Linked DNA regions of Mus musculus: region 1 is linked to region 2. The links are chromatin loops, found by intact Hi-C in ENCODE. Cell type or tissue: gastrocnemius. All regions are shown on one strand. Each heading gives the region's core, and the rest is flanking DNA. Links, peaks and the distances in the headings are about the cores only. Region 1 holds the start of Zfp558 (zinc finger protein 558). Region 2 holds the start of Chordc1 (cysteine and histidine-rich domain (CHORD)-containing, zinc-binding protein 1).

Region 1 (8,342 bases), core at 58-8,057, 180 kb after region 2:
ATTTAAAGGGAGGCTCCTTAAGGCACAGGAAATAAGCAACCCAGGAAACATCTGTAAAACTGGAGCAGATTCACAAGGCCTATGTCTCTTCAGAGTGACATAAGCAGTAAGGACTGCTGAGGAGACAGACCAGCCTAGCTGCCTGAAAAGGATCAAACCCACTAAGCTGCTGTATCAGACATTCTGTGACCTATGAAGCTGCCTGCAAGAAGTGTCTTGAGTTCCAAGTTTACAATACTGGTGAGCAATCACCATTGTTGGGGTGGCTTTTGGTGATGCACCCACTTTTTACAGTTCCATATTATTTTTCTTCCTTCAAGTTCTTCATCCTGCTACTCAAGCCAGATAGCGTCTTCTGTGATGAAATAGTCTCATGGCCTAAGTATGTATTTTTCCTAATTACTGTCCAGTCTGCTTCCCTATACTAGCCAATATTTCTCATAATGTCTCCTTTACTGTTGTCCTACTTGCTCCTCACATGGTAACATCTACTGTTCACCACTTCCATCTCTGGAACAACACCACTGAACCAATGATGACTGTTGGCATTTAGTCTAGGCTCTGCCAACAGGTACTTGGCAATAGCCAGGTGTGCCTAACTCACTATAAAAGGGGATGCTTCCCCCCTCCTCTCTCTTTTGATCTCTTGCTCCTGCTCTGTCCCCTTGCTCCTGCTCCCCCTCTCTTCCCATTCTTCTCTCTCTCTCTCCACCCCCCCCCATGTACTCACTGCTGGCCTCTACTCCCCCACTCCCGCCTTTCTCTGTCTCTACTCCCTCTCTCAACTCCCCTTCCCATGCCCTGAATGAACTCTATACTATACCATGGTGTGGCTGGTCCTCAGGGGGAAGGAAATCCTCATCAAGGGCCCACAGAGGCCCCCCTTTACCCCACACCTTACCGCCCCTCCACCAAAATATATTCCTTCTCTCCTTATTTTTTTATAAAACCCAACAATGATGAGGTAGCAGAGGCACAGACTACTGTCCCTGGACACTATCTCTCGTCTGTCCCATGAACATAATCACAAAAGACCACAGGCTTTGCTGAGGACACATAGAAAAGCTTTCTCATACACATCTGGCCATAGCTCTTATGAAACAAATCTGTTAGCATTCAATTTTTTCTCTTTCAAACCCATTTTTATTAATTATCTCAATGATATCCAAATATCAAAAGACTAGGGTAAGATAACTGACTGTATTTATAATAGCAAATAATTAAAATAATCATAAATGGGTCTGGGGAGATAGCTTAGGAGGTAAAGGCACTTGCTGTCAAACCTTACAACTTCTCTTTATCCCAGAAATCCACATGGTAGAAGATAAGAATTAGCAAGCAGTCCTCTTACCAGATACTATGGCACATAATATCCACACATAAAAATAAATGTAATATAATAAACACAGGCCATATAGTAGTAGTAAACCAACTTTCCAAGTTTTCATACTTTGCAGAAGAATTCTGAAGATGTAAGAAAGGTAAAATACTTGAGTTTGGAGAATATCCTGGGCTATACAAATTGAAATATACAAGGAGGAAGGAGAGGCAGAGGCAGGTGGATCTCTGAGTTCCAGGCCAACCTGATCTACAAAGTGAGTTCCAGGACAGCCAGGGCTACACAGAGAAACCCTGTCTCAAAAAAACCAAAAAAAAAAAAAAAAAAAAAAACCAAACAAAAAAACCCAATGTCTTTAGTGTCTTTTTTCTTAGAATGTACACTCCATGACAGGACAAAAATCTGTTTTGGGCTTCATGCATTAGACCAGGGTCCAGCTCATGAAAGTGACCAACTATCCCAGATTGTCTGGACTTCTCTGAATCCTCAATGTCCTCTGCTCTAGAAAATTCTTCAGCCTTGAATAAAATGAGCGTCTTGATCATCCTAACCTGTGTAATAATGAATTTCATTACACAATTACCAAATATTCCTGTAATATAATTACAGGAAAGCTAAAATAAAAAAAAAACGCCATGAGTAGGAATGCACCTCAGTAGTAGAGCATCGGCCTAACTGGTGCACAACAAGTGTTTGGTCCCCAGATTTTCATAAAAGAAATCAAATACATACAGCTAATAAATACCTCCTGTATTACGAAAAAAATCATACTGCTATTTCAGAAATTCAGAATGCTCAATTCCTATTAGGAAGAAAGGTAGCGCTGGGTGGTGGTGGCGGCGGTGCACGCCTTTAATCCCAGCACTTGGGAGGCAGAGGCAGGCGGATTTCTGAGTTCGAGACCAGCCTGGTCTACAAAGTGAGTTCCAGGACAGCCAGGACTACAAAGAGAAACCCTGTCTCAGAAAAAAAAAAAAAAAAAGAAAGGAAGGAAGGAAGGAGACTACCTTGTTCTTTGATACTCTTCTAAATATTTTCAATCTTATAAACATCTAGTAGCTACTCAATTTTTAAAATTTCTGCTCCTAATGTAAGGACACTCAAGACATCATTTTCATATATGCCTTTGTATTCTAAAACGTCATGACAATTTGCAGGTTTTTAGGAGTCACATGGAATGCGCTTGAAGAGTGCCACTGAGTACTTCTAACATTTACTTCAGACTTGTAAGTACTAAAAATAGACACAAATATTTCATATATTTGTACTTAATATAATATTCTGAAAATTTTGGTATAAGTATACAAAAAATTCTGCATTTATATGCTTATTCATGGCTAATTACTTTTATTTTGTGTAATTTGCATTTAACTATATTTACTTTTCACACACCTTTGTATCCATCCCTTGAATATAACCCATCAAATATTAATACAGCTTCTTGAGATAACCCTCATTTTAAACAGGTTGCAATCTTAGAATTACAACCTGTTACAAGCAGAAGAAAAGGAGTTCTACACTGCAGGATCAGGTGGAACCCCATTGTTTCATATTCCACATCGTACTCACCTGGTTACATGAAATTAATAGATTAATGAGGGCAGGTGGACATTCAGGCGTTTTCAACACAACATTGAGGGTCCAACACAAGTTTGAGTTTGCATGATGTTTTTCTTGTCTGGAAAATAAGGCACAAAGATTGATGAGTCCTTTTATGGAAAGCATTCAAACTGTGACAGAAAAAAACAAAACCTTTCATTGCCCCTCGCCACGTGTATCTACACAGTTAACGTGTAATAATAGCCCAGGTTTTGGCTGTGTAAAAGGAATTACCTAATATCTATGCAGGCACAAACTCAGCAGAAGCTGGAATGATGTGTCTATTCAATTGCTCAATGTATTGACTAGAGAGAGCTCTTTTGGTGATTTCCACGTGCAGTAAACGTAGAGGTCCTAAAGGTGATGGGGCTGAATGAACTTCACAGAGCTGGAAGGATTTCCACCCTCAGCACATGTGCTAATTCGCCCTGAACGCACCTTGCAGCTCAGGAGATAGAACAGGACCCGCTGGCTGACCATCCCTCAGCTCGCCTGCCACGCCCCCCTCTGTGAGAACAAAAAGCATTCCCAGGGCTGCGAGCTGGAAGAGCTCGGGTTTTATCGCTGGCTGCGGAAGCAGCCTGGGGCTTTCGGGAGGTAGCAGGAGTCCAGGGCCACTAGGCAGAGGGCGCTCCCGGCTGGCGCTCTTTCTCAACTCGACTAAAAACCCGTGTACACACACCGAGTCGCCCTTCCCAGCCGCCGAAGACGCCCACCCCAAGATCGACCACATCCGCTGCGCTGACTCCTCCTTCAGTTCCGCCCCGCGCTTCCACTTCCGGCCCTGAGCGCCGCCTCGAGGTTCACTTCCGCCCAAAAGTTTGTCCGGGTTTTAGGGCAGATTACACGTCTGTGGTCCCCTTCGTATTGTACGTGTTCTTCCCAGTTTGTTTAGTGACTGTGTACATAGTTGGATTTTGGGATAGGTCAGCTAAAGAGACCAGGGCGACCCTGGGAACTGTAAGAGGACGGACTATGGTAGAACCTGGAAGCGCAAGCTTGGGGGAGCTTGTGTAATAGCTGGGAAAAAGTTCTGAGGAAGTGGCTAGGGTGAGGATTAGTTCTGGGGCAGGTGGGCAGAGATAAAGTCATGAGTGAACGGAGTTGACAAGGGGTGGAGATTAGTTTCAGGGGTGGACATATGGAATAGTGTATGGTATGAAGTATGATTGCTACTGTCCCAAGGAATTTGAGAGGCTGGTTACTGGGATAGGAATATGGATGGGATGTTGTGAGTCCTGTGGTCCTACGGAATATAAAAGATCACCCCCAGGGGTGGAACTGGAGGTAACCCTCCTTGGATCATGTCAGAATGCCGTCTATGAAGTGAAAATGTGTAAGAAGAATTCTGACTGCCAGTGAGAGAGCCAGGCAAGAGTCCTGTGACCTCTAAGTACAAAATCGTTCTTGGAATGGGGATTCCTGTCCCTCCAGGGTGTAGTAAATAGGAACGGGTGTACTTCAGATTGTCTTACTAGTCAGAAGATGTCTTCAAGCACATGCTGTCCTTAGGACTGTATGCAGTTCTTAACCTGTGGGTCATGACCCCTTGTGGAGTAGGAGGTTAAATGACTTTCACTGAGATCTCCTAAGACTGTAAGAAAACAGGTATTTACATTACTATAACAATGGCAAAATTATCTGGGCAGTGCTGGTGCATTCCTTTAATCCCAGCACCTTGGGAGGCAGAGGAAGGCGGATTTCTGAGTTGGCTGCCAGCCTGGTCTACAGAGTGAGTGTCAGGACAGCCAGGGCTACACAGAGAAACCCTGTCTCGAAAAAACAAAACAAACAAACAAACAAAAAAAACCCACCAAACCAAACAAACAGAACAAAACAAAAACAAACAAACAAACAAAACAATGGCAAAATTATAGTCATGACGTAGCAACGAAAATAATTTTATGGTTGGTGGTCACCATAGCATGAGGAACTGTATTACAGGGTCACAGTTACATTAGGAAGGTAGAGAACCATTGATATACAGCTCATGGTAAACTCACGAGAACGGGTCTTGCCTTTGTGACTCTGTACAGCTTTAATTCGCATGAGCCTTTTTCTTTTCTTGATGAAAGGCATTCTAACAGGAAGATAAAGATTCCTGCTATGCTATTGGGTATATACTACAAGAAAAAAAAAGTCAGTGTTCTAATTTGATTTCTACTACTGTGATAGAACATTCTGGCAAAAAAAAAAAAAAAAGAAAAAAGAAAAGAAAAGAAAAGAAAAACAAGAAAGAAAACAAAAGCCCCCTGAGGAAGGAAGGAAGGAAGGGCATCCTAATCACAGTTCATCGCTGAGAGAAGTCTGGGCAGGAGAACTAAAACAGGAGATGTAGAGAACACTGCTTACTGTATTAAAACCTTAGGTTGTTTAGCTTACTTTCTCATACATCCCAAGATTTCTTCCTCAGAATAGCACTGCCCATGGTATAATGGATTCTCCCACATCAATTCTAATCATTAAAGTGCCCCACAGACTTGTCTTCAGGTCAGTCTCATGGAGACATTTTCTTTTTTTTTTAAAGATTTATTTATTATTATATCTAAGTACAATATAGCTGTCTTCAGATGCACCAGAAGAGGGTGTCAGATCTCATTATGGATGGTTATGAGCCACCATGTGGTTGCTGGGATTTGAACTCAGGACCTTCGGAAGAGCAGTCGGTGCTCTTAACCACTGAGCCATCTCTCCAGCCCCCGAGGCATTTTCTTTTTCTTTTTTTTTTTTTAGATGTAACATTTGTTATTTTATTGGAAAAAGCTGGTATTAACATATTTATAATTTTATTCAACGGTTGGGATAATTTGTGAGACACCGAAGAAAAAAAGAATGCACCTATGAGCCACAGAACCCCAAGTGACTGGGCCTGACTATGTTGCCAGCACGAAGATACCCAACACCCTCCAAGGGTATCACCCTCAGAGAAGAATCAAAGCAGAAGAAAACAAACTCAAAACCCCAACAATGTCGCAATGATTATGGGAAATGCCACATACTCGAGACCAGAGAACTTAAGCACAGTAAAGTGGCAAAAGGTTTTATGTTTACAGGTGACTCAAGCTTGTGTCAACGTGACAAAAAAACTACATTAGTTTGTTATAGATATATCTACATACTCAAGCTTATTACTTCTGTCTTCACAATAGCTATGCTCCAACCAGCCTATATGCCTGTTAATAAATTAATGGGTAAAATGTAGTAAATATACACAGTGGAATTCTATCTAGCCATAAAGAATATGTCATTTGCAGAAAAAAAGAACGATGAGGGGGAATTACTATACTAAATCATCATATTAAAAGAAACTAGTCTCAGAAAAATATTGTACGTGTTTTATCATAAATGGAATCTAGGGGGAAATATAGTAGGGAAATGTCATAAACATATTCCTTTGTGCAATTAACATATGTTAACTTAAAATGCATTTTCTTTATTGCATGTGTCTGCATGCAGAGGTCAGAGGATATTCCTCGGGACTCAGTTATTTCTCGCCTTACACCATTGTTAATGTCTAGTGCGTTGAGGAGTCCCAAATGAGGGTCACATTAATTAGGACCCAGGGGATGAACAGTGGTAGCACACCAATGCATAGTTTATTGAAAGTTTCAGCATCTTTTATACAGGAAGCAGAATTAAGATTTTCCCACACTTTCCAGTTTACACCAGGTGCTGTTTACCTAGAAATAGCTTATCTCTGTTCCAAGTGACCTCAACCTCCTTGCAGACTGAGAAATCTGTCTGCAGTCTGACTTTTAGATGTGTAGGTTCTTATAATTAAAAACAAAGTTACGTACTCACATGAGAAATGGATCATGATGGTCACTTCCTCAGGTTTGCTGCTTACTTGGCAGAATACCAGGATCCTCTGCTTGAGAAAGTATGCTTCCTTGGTCTCAGTCTGCTGAGAATGACAAAGACCCTGGTTGCCTTGAAGCTAGCAACCTGGGAGCAGTCTCCTGATGCCATTTCCCTACACATCACGTGGGATGGAGGGATCAAACTTATGTTGTCAGGCTCAGAGACAAGCATCCTTACCCACTAAACTATGAAAGGCCCACTATATGCATATTTGATAAAATAGGTTTTTTTTTTCAACACAGACTAACCCTAGATTGTGTTAGAGGTCATTGTTTCAACCTTTATAAATATATAGGTGTTAAATATTCTGTGTTCTGTTGGTTGAAAGGGTTTATCTTGAATTTAATCTTTTCCCAGGAATGAAAGCAAGGACCACAATGCTTAGTGTGATCAGCAAGGCTGACTGAAGCCAAGATGACAACTTCAATTCCCAGGCACAGATAGATTTCTGTTCCTGGTTGCATGTCTACTGCAACTATCCATGTGCTAAGAAATGTGCTACAAGCAATCATCAGCTTTCATTGGAGATCTGCGAGGGGACCAGAATGGGCAATGAGTTGCCAGCAACTTCACTCTTTACATTGTTGGGTTACCTGTGGCTGGAATAGGAATCAGCCTTTAAAAGGAAGGGGATTTTGACATATAGTACAACACAAATGAAACCTTTTGTTGAGTAAGGTATGCTAATCATAAAAGACAAATGCTATCTATTTCTGTATACAACTGTCACTACGGTAGTAAGCAGAAAATAGGACAGTGGACGTCCTAGCTTAGGAAGATGAGTGAAGAGTTAGTGTGCTTTTCCTATTGGGAAGTAGGAGAAGAGTTTCTATTTGGGAAGTGAGGCAATTCTTCAGGTGAATGGTGAGTATCTTCAACAGTGTGAAGATACTCATGTCACTGAGACAGGCACTGAAGAATGGACAGAGGGTGTATTTTATGTTCTGTACGTTTTATAATTTTTAAATCAAAACAATATGACCTGTAGCCACTCTGAGTTTTTCCTTTCTCTGATCATATGAGCATCCTCACTCTTTCCCCATCCCTACCTCCTTCCCTGTTCCTCCTTCTCTTCCATCTCCTTTTCTTAGTAATAAATAAATCTTAAAAAAAATACATCCTAGAAGTTAAGTTTGTATTTTCTGTTAACAGCACATATCAATAGATGAGCTGAATTTTATCACATGCACATGTTCTCTGTTCTTGTTATTTATGAACATAGTAATTCATTTGAGAGGCTGAGGCTGAGAAAAGAAGATTATGAGTTTGAAGCCAGCCTGAGCTGCTCAGGTAGTTGAATGGCAGCAATAATTATGTGTAGCCAGAACATATTCCCCTTGCCTCCCAAAAGAACAAAGAAAAAAAAAAAGAAAAGAAAACAAAGTTAACACACACACACACACACACACACACACACACACACACACACCATGCCCCTCAAGTTGTAAAATAAGACTCACATCTCTGAGTGGCTCCACATTCTTTCCACTTCAAGATTATGTGAAACGTTCCTTTTGGATCTAATAACAAAGGGCCATTGTGA
Region 2 (8,342 bases), core at 84-8,083:
GCTTCCATTCGGACTTCTCAGAAGGCTTCCTCAGGAGACGCCCTGTTTCTATCTGATAAGTCTCAGCTTCTCCAGCTTTTCATCATTCTCTTAAGGGACAATTTTAGAAGTCTCAATCCTCACATCTATCCACAGTTTTAACAGCCAGAAATACTGCTGTGATGATTTGAATAAGGGTCCCCATATGCTCATCATACACTTGAAAGCTTATTTACCAGCAAGTGGTACTGTTTGATAAGAGTTAGGAGGGATGGCCTTGTGGGAAAAGTATGTCATTGTTAGTGAGCACTGAGGTTTCAAAAGCCATGCCAGGCCCAGGCTCTCTTGCCTATGGGTAAGGACATAAATATCTCAGATACTGACTCATCTGTCTTACTTTAAAGATATGGTGATACTTTAGAGATACCACCATGCTCTCTGCCATGATGGTAATGGGCTAAGCCTTTGAAACCCTAAGCAAGCCCTCAATACAATGCTTCCTTTTATAAGCCGCTTCCTTGGTCATGGTATCTCTTCACAGCAATGAAACTGTGACTGAGACAAATGTGCAGCCACTTATGTACCATACACTCATGTTTTAAATGTAAAAAGAGGAACACATTTTTCTTCAGGAACAAATTTTCACCAAGAACGCATAGATGAAGAACTGAATGGCTGATGGTGTGATGAACATTCATGTTCATCTCTAGTTGGAAGAACTGTATTTTAGCACTTAGGTATCCAGCTTCTTTTCAAAATGTCCACCTATTGTATTGCATGGAGATCAATTTTCTGTGTCACAGGCCCTGCTTCCAGCTAAGGGCTGAGCCTATTTACACAGCACTTTGAGGCCATGAACCAAAGAAATGCTAAAAGAGGAAAGAGGATTGCTGTATGACCTTTAGATATACATCAAAACATTAAAAACTTGTAGTTACGGGGCTGGTGAAATGGCTCAGCAGGTAAGAGCACCTGACTGCTCTTCTGAAGGTCCTGAGTTCAAATCCCCGCAACCACATGGTGGCACACAACCATCCGTAACGAGATCTGACTCCCTCTTCTGGTTTGTCTGAAGACAGCTACAGTGTACTTACATATAATAAAATAATAATAATAATAATAATAATAATAATAATAACTTGTAGTTACAAATGGACAGGAAAATTAAAATTAAAGTCTTGCCTAAAAGTTGTCTGAACAGCATTTGTTTTGTTAGTAACAATGAACATGAACCTTTCTGACCATTGCAATGTTGTGAAGCTATCTATTTACAATAAGCAGCCTGCAATGTTAAGTTTTTACCATAACTTTGTCTAGGACCATCTTCTTGCTCATCCCAGCCACTTCTCTTGGCAATGTGGTAAGTTTCCATCATCAGGATCCTCTGATGCACATCTGTCTGCAGAACAGCAATGGTAATCAACACTCTGGACTAGTGGAGATGTCTACAATTCCATTTACGACTGATCCAAATTTCACTTCCAGAAATGTCACTGTTTATTTCTTTGCCCCGTTTTCATCTTTGCTGGTCAATATTTGGATGATCATCTTTGTAAAATATCATATGGGTGACAGGAAGATAACAGGCCATATGCTTTTCCACCATGTTTATTATGGATTATCTCATCTCTCCTCCTACAAACTCTCTCTGCTCATATAGCCACTTGCGGTTGCAGTGGCACTCAGCACCACATTTGGTAGAGCTATAAGTAGGGCAGGCATAGAAACATCCCAAGCAGTCCATGTCCAGGCAGTCACAGGGGTTCATGCCACTGAAGATCAGTAGGCCCTGGCAGTCATACACAGTACTCTTTGCTGGAATAATTTGTCTGTTAGAAGCAGTGCATGAATTTTTGGTGAGCTTTCTTTTCTCACTTTTACCACTTTTCAAAGCAAATTCAGTTTGCTTTCCTGGGTTTGTAAACTGTAGTGACCTCAGAGCTTTAGCAGTCCTTCCATCTGACTCGGGTTTCCATCTCTGGCGGTCATCTGAATCAACATCCACACTTCCATTGGTAATCTGGGTACATTTTGGACAAAGCTTTCAACCAGGTACGAATTGTCCCCCAAACTTTGTGCTCATAAAAGTGACATCATCTAAGTCAGTTACATGCAGATTCTTTTGAGCTAGCTTCTTGTGTAAGTTAAATGAGTCACAAGTAATTTCTGCAACTCTTCAAATCTGTCAATATACATTTTTACATGATGGAGACAAATTGTATTATTCCCAGAATGTATCATTCCAGTTCTAAGCTGAAGTGAAAACATGTCATTTTTGATGACAACTTTTTCAATGTCTTGAGTATAAAAGGCTTTATGGCAGTCATGTGTGGTACAAAGCTGGACTCCAACTGAACACAGATCCATTGTCCTTGAATCTATCAATTTTCCCGTTTTATTTTGTCTAGAAATCTCTTTGATAGGTTAACCCTCTCAGCACCTGGGAGGCTGAATGATCAGAAACTCAAGATCATCCTCAGCTACTTCCCTGGAGGCCAGTCTGAGCTAGAAAAGTCGTACGGCCCAGCCGACTTGAGCTGCCACGGGTTCTCCATTGGGCTCCGGAAGCACCATGTCTTTAAAGTAAGTTTTTAATCACATACATTTGTGGCATATGTTCGTGACCCATGTGCACATCGCAGAACATGTTTGGAGGTCAGAGGAAAACTAGGAGTCAATTCTGTCCTACCACTTGGGTCTTAGGGATCTAGTTCTGGTCTTGAGGCTTGGCAGTAAGCATGTTTACTCACTGAGCCATCCTGGTTCCCCTTTGATGTTTTGTTTTGTTTTAACATCTATAAGTATAAATACTTTGTTTGAATAATGAAAATTAATTTATCAGTTATTTTAGCAATTCTACAGTTATTTCTCAGTGGTAGAATTGCTCATTTTGATATCATATTCTTGTATTTTCAATTTACACACTATAAGAAATTATTTACTGAATGTAAATTTTTATCAGTAAAAAACTATGGATGCTAAATGGTAAGCTTACCTAAACAACTCATCTAATAATCCCATTAATGATGTTGTGACACTGATATGCAATGTTGGAACTGGCCATAAAAAGTTTTTAGAGTGCTTCATCCATTTCTTATTATTTATGATTAATTTCTATGGTCGATTATAGTAGCTATCCATAGCTAAAGTGAAAACTGATACCACCTTTTAGAAATCAATTGGCAATATATAGTCTTTTTAAAATTTAGAAGTATTTAAAAGGCTTATGCCCTTCACACAGTATTAGCTACTTTCAAAGTGGAGAGGGGAGCAATCTGCAGTAAATTGACTACTGACTTGGGCACAATTAAATTGGTGAGATTATATAGGAGAGAGTGGAAAATGACATAATTCAACATATTCCATCTTTTGAAAGACCCACAACATGAGGACTCCCCCATGTTCTGACTCAGGAGAGGCGACACCCCAAATCACTCACCAGAAACTGTCTCGCTGCAAACTGCAAGAGGACTTTTAATTCAAGAGTGCTCACAGTCATACACCATGCAGGGGTAGAAGACCATGGCGCCCTGAGTAGCTGGGTAAAGGGGTATTTAAAGGAAGAAACCACAACTCAAGGAGGTGGGGAGGGCATTGTTGGAAAATACCAAAAATACCAGTTAAGAGTCACAAAGAAGTGCAGTCACAAGAGTCACAAGGAATACCTGGTAATTGTGGGGATTATTTCTCAAGACAGTTTCTAAGAGCCCCTAACAATAGCACATTTGCATAGCGGGTTCCAGCAATGGTCAGGGTGGGTCAGGGTGACTTTCTTTGAATGAACACTCCTTGAACCCAGGAAGCTGGTGGGTGGAGGAATATTGCTGTTTTATGATTAGCATCCCTTGGAGCATTGAGTCATAGAGGTCACATTCTCAAGCCTGGGCCTAAAGGCCTAGAATTTTGCTTTTACGTTATATTTTTTCACATTCATAACAATGACTATAAATGACTTAACAATGGCATAAAATGAAAATTCTATTAGCTTAAATAAATACATTATATTTTTTGTTGTAACACATAAGTTTGATATTTCTAGGCATAAAAAGAGATACAGAAAATGAGAATACTTTTATTATTGGGATTAGGAAGGTTGTGAATAGATCTTCATTAATAAACTTGGGATTATTGGTAAATTACAACTACTTTCCGTCATCAAAACAGTCTGCTATTTCAAAAGCATCATATAGAAAGCATGTGCTGAGGACCATACTGTTTGCAAGTTGCCTATTAATGTAATAATGTGTTTTGCACACTAAAAATGTCACAAGACCTACTGAAAGATTGAATGTAGGTTACGTGATGACTAACGTGAAATTTCAATTTAGAATTGTGATTGACTCTAGGACTGCACTCAAAACATAATTTTGCTCATTCTAAAGTCCTGTCTTTGTAAGACGACTTAACCTCAATTTTTGGTAACTGACGCAGTTCTAGAGGAGCATAAGAGCATAGGTTCTGACGCTGCATAAACCTGGACCGAGGGACCGGGAAAAGGGGCGGACCTCACCCCTCAATTACCCTCTGGCAAGCGACCGCGGCTGCGCAGTGAACTCGGCGTGCCGCGCAACACAAAGCACGCCGGGAGAATGCGGGGTGGAACACAAAGAGATCGCCGCTCGCCGAGTCTTCCGCTTCCTCCCCTGGTGTCTCATCTATAACTGTCCGGATCCACCCGACTGTGCTCACCTGTGGCAGTCCGGTAGGAAATCTGTCCACCGCCCGACGCTGGCCCGTCTTCCGGTCTCTTCTGCGCCTGTGCAACCGGAACGTTCGGGAAAATTCCTGAAGCAGTACCGGCGGCTTCCGGAAGCTAGCTGCGGCCTGAACAGTAGTGCTGGTGATTGCTGCGGTGATTCACTTCTAGTCCCGGGTGGTGTGGATTTCGCCGAGAAGACGGAATGGCGCTCTTGTGTTACAACCGCGGCTGTGGCCAGCGTTTCGACCCAGAGGCCAACTCGGACGGTAAGGAGGACCGTGGCCGGCAGCTTTCTCCAGGCCTCCCTCTCCGGACCCTTGGCCTCCTTCACCTGGCTTCACCTCTTGCGGTCCCCCGGAGCCTCCCAGCTCTCTCACCCTCTCTGGGAGCGCAGGGCCGGGCGCTTCGGTGTCCCCGGCGCCCCTCATTCCTCAGTGGGCATCCCCTGCACTTGCTCAATTCTAGGCTATCCAGACCCGGTTTACACTGTCACCGCCGTGATTCCTGGGCCTAAGAGGTATAAAGAGGTGCACACTATTAGACTTCTTGTTGCGTTTGAGTACTAGTGGAAAGCGTGTTGTCACTTGTCAAATTACTTGCTTTTTAAAAAACCGTGCTGGGCTCCGGAAATGACTGTTACACATCCGTTCCACAATAACGTTTTCGGCATACTTTTACTGGGGCCTGCAGTTTTAAACTACGCTATTCCAGCATAAAATGATCCCCAAGTGCTGTTCCAAAAGCCAGTGTGGTCAAATTTGGAATGCACAATGAAAGCAAGCACCTATGCTGGGTGAAACCAGAGGTGTGAATGAATCTCATTATTGAGTGGAGTATTTATGCAGATAACTGGGCTATTGCAGGAATAAACAACACTTACCTCCGATTCATCTAGTATGTATAGTATGGTCTTTATATCCATTCATATATACTCATTATATAACTGAACCACACTGAAGTATTTCATCACAGACTGGAACACCACGTGTTAATAACACAGTTCAGCTTTGTAAAAGAGGTTAAGACCAGTTCCTTAGATAATGATCTTGGTACACAAGTAAACTGGTAGCTTCTTTCAAAATGAGACTGGGACAGGATTTAAAGGGAAAGATGCAGCGAAGCCAGTGTATGAACACACGTTTAACTGTCATGATATGTACATATTCTACTTCAGTACTGAATACATTGATGCATTGTAGCCTGAGGCAATATTTTTAGGGTACTAAATTCCTGACCAAAGTTCAGGAGAGATACCAGCTTGTTGTTGGAAGTTTATCTGTCTTTGTGTGTGTGAAATGGAACCATAGGCTAGGAAAGCCACGAAAAAATAGACAGTCATCAATTTGGGGCACATACATCAAGGGAACACCAGTCAGCCGACCAAATGGGGAAGTGTTTTAGAAAGTAGGGATGAATGCCAAGTAAATTGGTTGAATGAGTGGCAGTTGATAACACTGGATTTAGGAGAAAGCTTTTTAGAATGGGAATCATTTGACTTTACACATTAAAATTACAAATTAAAAGATTAGTGCAGAATATACCAATATTTCTGGTTTTCAAGGAGTACAGTGATAGATGTTTCACTTGTAAGAAGCTGCCAGTCTATATCCAGTCCTCCTGCTCTTAGTGATATGGTATATGTTCCATGCTTATTGTACTTTAAATTCAATTTTAAATGGTTCCCTCTCTACTGCATATCTTTGTGCATACAGGTTTCCATTCTGAACTTCTATATTCTAACTCATTGTACGTAATTAATAGCCTCTTTTTGTTCCATTGCATTAACTACTATTTTGTATACATAGCAGTTACTAAGACTGTAATATTAACTTAGTAGCAGAGGGTAGACAGATCTCACGGCAACACTAGGAATTGAATAGTAGGGAATTAAATTTGGAAGGTTGAGTGAGTTAAGACATTTACAGAAGAATGAAACCTCCTTTCTCTACCCTCATGCCACTGTTGTCAGGAAATAAGTGTGTCTGTTATCTGGTTGTTTTAAACAAAACACTCCACATGCTGGTGGTAATAAATGTATTTTGTATAAGAACAAAATAAATTAAAACTTTTATTCTGTAATGAGGAGAGAGACAGGAAATATAAAATAATAGCACTAATGAAGAAGACTGTAGAAATCTATGATTTGTATCTAGGAATTGGTTAAAATGCTAATTTAGTAATTAGATATTACGGCAGTTACTAAAATGTTGAGGTGGTTTTTTTGGTGGTGGTGGTGGTGGTGAGTTTTTTTTTTTTGTTTGTTTGTTTTGTTTTGTTTTTCCCAAACTCTTTATTAGAGAATTTCTTGGGAAACTTGTGTGGATAGGTTTATAAGTATACTTCAGTTTGCTATTTTCATGAAAAGATAGGGCCAAACAGAAGATGGGGAGGAGTGCTGAGCCTGCTGTCAGCTAGTTACAAACTGGCACAGAGTGGGGAGGGCCTTGGTCCCTTGGGCTAAGCGGAGGGTCTGCTGGCAGTCGGCTGCTGCAGGGGAAGGGGTTGCTTTGCTTCAGGGGCGTGGCTCGCCAGCTGAATATGCATTCAGGCAGCACTAACTGGTTCTAGTGGAGGTAAAGTTCAGGACGAATGAGGTGGGTGGTGGGTGTAGGTAGCATAGCAGGTAAGACTGCTGGCTCTTACTGACATACATTGTATACATGTATGAGATTTTTAGAGAATAAAAAATAATATTGCCAGAATCACTGGAATATAAAGTTTTATTAATAGACAAATTTTACTACAAAAAAATGAAAGAATATAGAGCAGTGGTAGTACTACCAAAATTGCAGTTATGAAGTAGCAACCAAAATACTTTTATAGTTGGTAGTCACCACAACATGAGGGTCACAGCATTAGGAAGGGTAAGACCCCGATACAGAGTATTTCTGAACATTACCCTTTAACAGTACTGGATTAGTTTTGTCCATGTTTCATATTCCTAGAGATTTAACGTAATGTTTTTAATACAAGGAACTAATAAAGTTTTAAGGAATTTGCCCGAATTTGGACAAAGATTGAAGCCCCAACGCCTGAAGGAAGAGGTGATATAGACACTTCTGTTTGTAAGCAGTTGTGTGATTTTCCTTTCCTGTGTTTGAACAGATGCTTGCACATACCACCCAGGTGTTCCTGTCTTTCATGATGCCCTAAAGGTAGGTACAAGATACCTTTTCAATTTCTTTGTATTTGTATAATAACTTTAAAGATGTAATAAAACCTTTTTTTTTTTTCTTCCACAGCTTGTTAGTTTTTCTTTCTTAATGACCATTTTGGGGTACTTTAAGCAGATTGTCTAAAGACAGAGACAGTTGACAGTGATGTTTTCCAGTTATAAAGTTATTTTATTTATATTCCATCCTACTTTCCTAATGATTTATTCCCTTCCTAAGTTTGAACTTGAATTAAAGCAGTCATATTGGTCTCAGTCTTTATTCTGTCACTGTGACTAACAAGAAAGGCCTCCCTTAGGTATTAGAAGTTGTTGTTTAATGCTTACACACATTTAGTTGGACTAGTTTACTGGAAACATGATACCACATTTTCTCTTTTATTTTCTAGCAAGCTGAGGAATCAGAGAAATGGGAGAATGGTTTTCTTGTTTGTAGGCTGTGTGTTTGTTTTTCTGACCAAATGTTTAATGTTACCTGTTTCAAAAAACTTT

The links. Hi-C counts contacts between places; a loop is a spot of excess contacts. Peaks named below come from ENCODE experiments on the same cell type or tissue, not always from the same donor. Only the 100,000 strongest peaks of a DNase experiment are listed, where the experiment ranks them.
Region 1: a loop joins it to region 2, with 11 times the contacts of the local background. A loop is called at or near these places in 12 of 42 quality-filtered maps.

The regions. Positions count from the first base shown.
Region 1 is chr9:18,469,978-18,478,319 of GRCm38, forward strand. Zfp558 (zinc finger protein 558) reads right to left here and starts at 3,582. Exons shown (of 8, transcript NM_028935.1): 1 at 3,377-3,582; 2 at 2,909-3,017. In gastrocnemius, for the core only: a CTCF peak has its summit at 3,714; DNase peaks (open chromatin) are centred at 3,487 and 3,651; H3K4me3 peaks cover 1,503 bases; H3K27ac peaks cover 937 bases.
Region 2 is chr9:18,287,517-18,295,858 of GRCm38, forward strand. It overlaps Chordc1 (cysteine and histidine-rich domain (CHORD)-containing, zinc-binding protein 1), which reads left to right and starts at 4,751. Exons shown (of 11, transcript NM_025844.2): 1 at 4,751-4,944; 2 at 7,784-7,833. The coding sequence starts at 4,881. Gm51667 (a long non-coding RNA gene) reads right to left here and starts at 5,749. Exons shown (of 4, transcript XR_003948105.1): 1 at 5,559-5,749; 2 at 4,669-5,188; 3 at 1,282-1,378. It also overlaps the pseudogene Gm7692. In gastrocnemius, for the core only: a CTCF peak has its summit at 4,781; DNase peaks (open chromatin) are centred at 3,444, 4,596 and 7,157; H3K4me3 peaks cover 2,662 bases; H3K27ac peaks cover 1,737 bases.